3 separate regions of the Homo sapiens genome follow, and regions 1 and 2 are each linked to region 3. A link is a loop called in an ENCODE intact Hi-C map of the cell type or tissue named here. Cell type or tissue: heart left ventricle. All regions are shown on one strand. Region 1 has its middle 45 kb from the start of CCBE1. Region 2 overlaps CCBE1 (collagen and calcium binding EGF domains 1). Region 3 overlaps CCBE1 (collagen and calcium binding EGF domains 1).

Region 1 (2,500 bases), 270 kb before region 3:
TAAATATAATTCCCAGGAGCTCCTCAGAGGCAACAACTTTAATTACAGAGAGATAAGGAAGGAAAGGAACCTCAGAGACCCAGCTCTGTTCTCCTCATGGAATAATCACCACCAACTGCAGAAGTCCAAGGAAAATCCCCAGGATTACACCAGAGATGTGTAAAAAGAGTTAATATATAATACAAAGGGTTAAAGCAGCCTTCATTCATATTTTCCAAATGAGGAAATATGTGGTTAAGAAGTAGTTCAAGCTGTTCAAGGAATCCAAATCTACGAGAACCCAGAGTGAAGAAATACAGAATATTCCTTTAAGATAGAGTAAACTATGACGAGGAATGAAAATCTAGTAAACGCTCATGATAACAGAATTATGGTGTTCTGGAATATTAAGCCAATGGTCCAGGAATTCTAATCTCCCTCCTGTGTGATTACTTGCAATCCTCTTCCATAAGAGTGGACATAAATAGCACATAAACAGAGTATCTGAGGAATGGAGAGGCAGATGAGAAAAGAAAACTTATGGTGAGGTCCTTCCCAATGGCACAGAGACATGCTTTATCATCTTCTATGTGAGAGTGGAGGGTAAAGTGAGGTGTGGGGGTATTGATTTTACATCATCCCTAATGCAGTCTGCACAGGACCTGGGACGGCCTTGACAGAGGTGAGAGGGTGGGAAAATGACAACCTTTTAGCTCCCATTTAGTGTCCCAGTGGAAAGTGGCTCCCAGAGGTCTCCTAAGGAGGTTGTCTTTGAGAGGACAGCTCTCATCCACTCCAGCTCTTCCCAACTAAAGCCACAGAGAATCTTTCAGCTTGCTCCTATTCCCCATCTCCAGAAGGAAAAGAAATGCAAGATCTCCTAGCTGAGATTAGGACATAGACAGTCATGCAGAGATGGATTCAGAGTGAATAAAATCCCATCAAATTTTTCTCTGTCTCAAGACTTTTCTCCTCCCATGAGCTAGCAGGGCAATTTTACAATGTCATGACTACAACCACATGGCATTTGATACTCCAGAAGGGAAGCAGTGGGGAAGATGGAGCATGGAAGTCAAGAGTTCAGCCAAGACATTCAAAAGTGAGAAATACTTCCCGGCTGCCCTGAACCTCTTTGAGGAGCCAGTGGCTATCAACACCTTGGGAAGTTCTAGCAGCTTCCACACAAGAGGCCCCAGCAAAAATTCCCTCAGTAAATCAAGGGCCAGTCAACAGTCACTTAGAGAGCACTTGTTCCGTGTCACTGGGCTAGGCCACGTCACTGCTCAGAAGCCTGTAGAATACACAGCTATGAAAAATGACATCTCAAGGCTGTAAGTGTTAAGTGGCAAAGGGCTAATACAGAGGTCTGTGTATTTTCAGAGCAGGAGACAACCAATGAGAGACTCTTGAGTTCCTATCCTTCAATTTCAGGCTAAGTGGGTGCTCCAGTGATCTCTTTGGCCTTGTCCCAAAGGCTTAAGATAGAGATGCAAACCCGGTCTACATTATGTAAACCAGGATTGTGTGCTCACTGCAAAACCGGTCATGCAAAGTCTATAGCAGTAGATGTAGGCAGTGTTCTGAACATGGCAGTGATTAATTGGAGGAGAGGGGAGGCAGCCGAGAAAGGACGTTTTCTTTACTGATTCTTCTTTTTAAAAATATTTATTTATTTATTTATTTATTTAGAGACAGGTTGTCACTCTGTCGCCCAGGCTGGAGTGCAGTGACATGATCATAGTTCACTGCAGCCTCAAACTCCTGGGCTCAAGGGATCCTCTTATCTCAACCTCCAGAGTAGCTGGGACCACAGGTGTGCACAACCACACTCAGCTAATTTATTTATTTATTCTGTAGGGATGGGGGTCTCACTATGTTGCCCAAGCTGGTCTCAAACTCCTGGCCTCAAGCAGTCCTCCTGCCTCAATCTCCCCAAGTGGAAGGATTATAGGTGTGACCCACCTATAATATAAAGGTGAGCCCAGCCTTTATTAATTCCTAAAGACCACCTGCCTTTTCTATGAACCTATTGTGGTTATTAGGATCATAGAACTAAGTTAGCAATGAAAAAGACAATGGTAACTTATTGAGCACCTAACTGTCTGCCCAACTTCAGTGGCTAAGATGAGAGAAAAAATATAGGTATTTGAGGAAATTTTATAGTCTAACTTGGAACTTACAATCTAGTTTGAAACATTAGATGAACATACAAAAGAACTTGATAGTTGCAGGGGAAGGGGGAGTGTATGATGTAGTGTTTGAGGCTGAAGAAGTGAGTGGGTTAGGGAGTAAGACATGCTGAGAAGAGGGGCTTGGGTTAGACACACAAGATTGGGTCATATTTGGGATCTGGCTGCCTGACAAGGTCAAAGTTAAGGAATTTTTGTGTGTGGTGCATAGAGCAATCGACCTAAAAGAATAGATGTTTTGATATTGAGAAGTAATTGCAAAAAGAGATGGCAGGACTGTAGTTAGGAAGGTGGGTTTAAAGTCAGATTTGGATCCTAATTCTATTTCCTTG
Region 2 (2,500 bases), 44 kb before region 3:
AACTGCTGCTCAAAGATAGACTCAAAATATCGTGCGTTTCAGGTCTCAGAAACTTGGAACATAGTAACTCTGAGAAGACATGAGCAGAGGAGAATCTCAACCCAGATTTGGAAATGATACCATTTATGGACACATTGCAGCTGAAGGCCATGCTTAGGAGAAGTGGCCCCCCTCCTGGGTGTAGAGACAGTGCTTAGTACATGCCTGGCACATAGTAGGCATTTAATAAATAGATGCTATTTTTAAGACTCATTGTGTTTATGCCTGAACAATTGCTCTTCAAATAAAACATGACTGTTATTTGTGTAGCTACAATGCCAGCTAGCAAACTTTACAGACAGATGTGTGGCTCAGCGCAAAGAACGTGTAGGTTGCAACCGTGTACATTTTCTACTCTGGGCCTCATTCTAGTTCTCCTCTTTCTTCCTACCCTTCTTGTTGTTGCACCTCTGCACTTCTTACTTCTGTTCCCTTGTGTTTTATGTATTACTTTACATATCCTTATATCATCTTTGGAGATAGCTAAACATGCATAAATTTAAAAAGTAAAATAAACATCAGAGCTTCCTGCTTCTCAGCTTTGCAAACATAAAAGTAAAACCATGTGTGTCGGAACCTGGCCCCTTGGGTTATTGTAATTCTAGGCGTAAAGTGAGCTAGGATCAGGAAACTCAGAAATCGGAATTATAGAGGTTTATTGATGACCACTGAAAAACCTAAGGAATTGTGGCCAAAAAAAAACTTAAAATGTGTCTGCTGAAACTGATGACTTCTCCTTGATGTTTTAGTGATTGGAAAGGCATTCTGTGTCGTGGCAAAGGGTACTCTGGGGCAAGGATGAAGTGTTTGCTCTTTAAAGTCAGCAGATGCCGCTTAGATTAGAATTGTAGCCTCCTTTTTTTTTTTTTTTTCAAGGAAAGGAAAGAAAAAAAAAAAAACAGGAGAGCATGCCTAAATTCCCCAAAGGAAGTCTGTATTCCATAGAAAACAAACACCCCGCCAGCAGCTACCCTCACACGCACAGGGCTCCAACCTCGGAGTCTGGGCCAGCCGAAAATGTCAGGGTGGCTTTCCAAGTCAGACTAGCTTGTGAGATTGCTGGTGTTGGCTGCATGGAAGGCTGAACTGCAGGAAAACAAAGTGCCAGATTAAAGCAGAGTGACAGCCGCTCTCAAAATGACTCACTGGGAGGGCCACGTGCGGATGGAGGAGCCGTGTCAGGGGCGCTACCAAGAGTCCAGGCATGGCAGTCAGCACTTATTAAACGCCACTGATTTAGCATCAGTGTATTGGATACGGTAAAAGATTCAGGTCCAGCATCTTTGAGCCTCAATTTTCGTATCGGTAATATGGGATCCGTAACTGTTTGGGATGAGGCTTTGTAATCTAAATGTTGCTATGTAAAAGATGCAGAATTGGTCCCTCCCTTGAAGGGCTTATGAACTGACTTTACAAATTTGCGATAGGCATATGGTGTGGTGTATATGAGGGTTCATTGGAAAGGATAGTAAAGCCACGGCCCCATGCAAGATGGTGATGATACTGCTGTTCTCGTTGTGGCTACTGGGGTCCCTGCAGGCTGAACTGCATATCAGCAGAGCTGTGCAAGTCCCCTGTTCCTCCAGTAGCTAGCCCGTGATGGCCCAAGTGTGGCATAGGGGGTCTTCTCTCCCCCTGCTTCCTGGGAGACAGCCGGGCATAACAGAAGGAGCACAGGCTTGGAGCCAGTCAGACATGAGTCTGAACTCCAGCACTGAGCCCCCATTTCCATGTCTCTAATATGAGGTACAAAGCACTACTTGAGATAAGCCCTCTAATGTTACCATTGCCAGGCCCGTCCCCGTTTTCTCTAAAGTGTAGCCATTGCTAATTTTCAGGATAGCCAGAAGCTATCTTCTCTGTCACCTCGAGATTCATGGGCTATCTCTGCCACCAAAAGTTCCCACCCAGCAGATCACCCCTGTCTTCCTTGATGGAACTAGGAGCTGGCCACCTGTCCTGCCACCTGCCTCCAGACTTACCTGACTGTGGTGTCGGAAGTTCCACACTGAAGTTAGGCCTGAGCAGCCTGAGAAATTGCCACAAAGGAAGTATACAGTTGAAAAGCGTCCTTTCCTGGACAGCCAGACAAGAGAGACACCTCAGTACCTGGACTTGTCCCTCCTTTGGGGCCTGGATTACTTTCCCGCTAATTCTTCCCAACACCTGCACCTGTGCCCTTTCTTGAATTTTTTTGTTTTGTTTTGTTTTTTTGAGACAGTCTCTCTGTCACCCAGGTTAGAGTGCAGTGGCACAATCTCCGCTCACTACAATCTCTGCTTCCCCGGTTCAAGCGATTCTCATGCCTCAGCCTCCCGAGTAGCTGGGACTACAGGTGCCTGCCACCACACCCAGCTAATTTTTGTATTTTTAGTGGAGATGGGGTTTTGCCATGTTGGCTGGGCTGGTCTCGAGCTCCTGACCTCAAGTGATCCACCCGCCTCCCAAAGTGCTGGGATTA
Region 3 (2,500 bases):
ATGCCACCATGCCCGGCTTGCAGCTGCTATTGAAACAGTCTGCTAGTGGGATGGAAGAGAAAGGCTGATATTAGGCTTTCATGAATAGGAAGCCCAGGAAGCAAACCAGAAAAAGGCAGATATCCTTTCTTCCTCTTCCAGCCTCCCTGTCTGTATCTGTCTGTGTCTCTATGTGTGTCACTGTCAGAAATGAAGAGGCTGGCAACTGACACAGGAATAATGTGGTCTCCAGAGCCCAAGTCACAAAGTAGCCCATGGAAGAAGAAGGTGGGTGTTTGAAGCTAAGAGGGAAAGCTCAGTAACTGGCACCCCAAAAATATACAAGGTAATTCTTTTAATTCCAAAGAAGACAAAAAGGTCTTCAAGAAGGTACAAGTAATTCAAGCATACTTCCAGGCTCAGCAAAGAATAGCTTTTATGTTGTCATTATGGTGCAAATACTAACAATTACCGCACCAAAATATCATCATAACTGTATTGGCCAGATGGAGGGAATATGAAGTTATGGGTGTGACTGCAGGGCACAGGAGGCCGTGAAAAAGTTAAATGCATCTCTTCTGTTACTGGAAGTCAATAGAGAGGATTTAAAATAAAAATAAAGCAATGCAAGTCAGCTATTTAGAGATGCAGAAGTGAGTATAGAAAGAATCAGAAGAGTTGAGAGCGGTTCCTCAGGGAAGCAGAAATGGTAGGAGAGACAGGGAACTGCCTTGTTAGGCACCATGATCAACTCAAACACTTCGACAGCCTCTCTGCCTCCTTCTTCCCCTTCCCAGCTGCTGCGGAATGGTGGCAACAGCCAACAGGGAAGCTCAGAGCCAGTCATGCCAGGATCACGCTCTCCAACAAAAAGAGCACAGAACCTTGGCTGCCTAGAGGCGATGCCAAGTGGGGGAAACGTGTAGCCAGAGACAGTTTGCAGGGTTGGTCAGAACACCATGCAGGCAAAGCAGGCCTGAAATCACAATCATGGGAAGGAGTATTTTACAAGGGCAGCTTTCCAGGTCATCGTGAGAGTGGCACAATACTTGTCACACAAACCCTCCCTGCATCAGGAGCTGACAGCCCACCCGTTCACCTTCATATGTGGTGGAGCAAAGCCAGACTCGCTCTGTGTCCAAGTATAGTTTATCTGTCAGCACCTGGAAGAGATAGTGCAAGGATTAATGAGGTGCTGGCTCCGGTCCGGGAGTCAGTGTTGTGCCTGAGCTACTGAATTAGAGCCAAAGTCCCTTCAGAGGCTCATTACATATCAGTTCATAGGAACTGAGAGGAGCAGATGCCCTAATTCTTTATGAGTAGCAGTGTATCCACCTCAGTTTGTACAGGCTGAGAGCTGGAAAGAGACCTCTAGCCATTCAAACTCACCCAACCCCTTCTCAGCATGAGAGATCAACCCCCCAGGATGCACACTTATACAGTATACACACATAAGCATCGGCCCTCTTATAAGTCATGCACATTTCTATTACAAAGTGATATGGTTTGGCTGTGTCCCCACCCAAATCTCATCTTGAATTGTAGCTCCCTTAATTCCCTCGTGTCATGGGAGGGACCTGGTGGGATGTAATTGAATCATGGGGTGGGTCTTTCCCATGGTGTTCTCATGACAGTGAATAAGTCTCACGAGATCTGATGGGGAGTTCCCTTGCACACACACTCTTGCCTGATACCATGTAAGAAGCAGCTTTGCTCCTCATTCACCTTCAGCCATGATTGTGATGCCTCCCCAGCTATGTGGAACTGTGAGCCAGTTAAACCTCTTTCCTTTATAAATTACCCAGTCTCAGGTATGTCTGTATCAGCAGCATAAGACTAGACATGTATACACAAAGCCCCCTTCCTACCTCTCTGAGCCTGCCTGACTTCCAGCCCTTCCTCCCACATGATGACACCAGTGCCTGTCACCCCAGCTGGCCTTTGTTTAGTATTCTGCTGGGTGGAGTCACCTGCCTCTACAGCAGTTGATGAACAAGACAAAACAGCACCCCCAACCCCGAGGGAATCCGCAGAGGCTGGCCCTCTTAAGAGTCTTTTCTCTCTGGATAGTGACAAAGACCAAAGGATGACAAGGTGACCTAGGGGAAAAATCACGAGTGATGTGATGCCATGTAAGTTACCCATTGCAGTACTCTTAGAAGGTGACCCACAGCCCTAAAGAGTTCCTGTCCCTCCAAGTATATCTGTCCACACTTCACACGTGCCCTTGAGCAGAGCCCAGCCCAGAAAGTCCTTTCCAGGCCAGGGCCAGGTTACTCCGCCTCCTCCTGTAGTTGATGTGAGCTCTCACTTTGCTTTTTCAGATTACGACGTTTGTGCCGAGGCTCCCTGTGAACAGCAGTGCACGGACAACTTTGGCCGAGTGCTGTGTACTTGTTATCCGGGATACCGATATGACCGGGAGAGACACCGGAAGCGGGAGAAGCCATACTGTCTGGGTGTGTTGGGAATGTGCTTGTTTCCAGCTTCTGAACATGTGCCTTGTTCAGATGGTTCTGTC

The links. Hi-C counts contacts between places; a loop is a spot of excess contacts. Peaks named below come from ENCODE experiments on the same cell type or tissue, not always from the same donor. Only the 100,000 strongest peaks of a DNase experiment are listed, where the experiment ranks them.
Region 1: it touches region 3 in a loop (14-fold over the local background); 2 of 110 quality-filtered maps call a loop at or near these places.
Region 2: a loop joins it to region 3, with 2.7 times the contacts of the local background. A loop is called at or near these places in 20 of 110 quality-filtered maps.

Annotation. Positions count from the first base shown.
Region 1 is chr18:59,741,533-59,744,032 of GRCh38, reverse strand. No RefSeq gene overlaps it. Among named protein-coding and RNA genes, the nearest start is that of CCBE1, 45 kb to the right of the region's middle. In heart left ventricle, no CTCF peak of the experiment used is centred here; no DNase peak of the experiment used is centred here.
Region 2 is chr18:59,513,057-59,515,556 of GRCh38, reverse strand. All of the region lies in intron 2 of CCBE1 (collagen and calcium binding EGF domains 1), which reads left to right. Among named protein-coding and RNA genes, the nearest start is that of LMAN1, 160 kb to the right of the region's middle. In heart left ventricle, no CTCF peak of the experiment used is centred here; a DNase peak (open chromatin) is centred at 1,066; H3K27ac peaks cover 1,478 bases.
Region 3 is chr18:59,469,411-59,471,910 of GRCh38, reverse strand. It overlaps CCBE1 (collagen and calcium binding EGF domains 1), which reads left to right. Exons shown (of 11, transcript NM_133459.4): 4 at 2,304-2,438. Among named protein-coding and RNA genes, the nearest start is that of LMAN1, 110 kb to the right of the region's middle. In heart left ventricle, no CTCF peak of the experiment used is centred here; DNase peaks (open chromatin) are centred at 1,150 and 2,339; H3K27ac peaks cover 2,394 bases.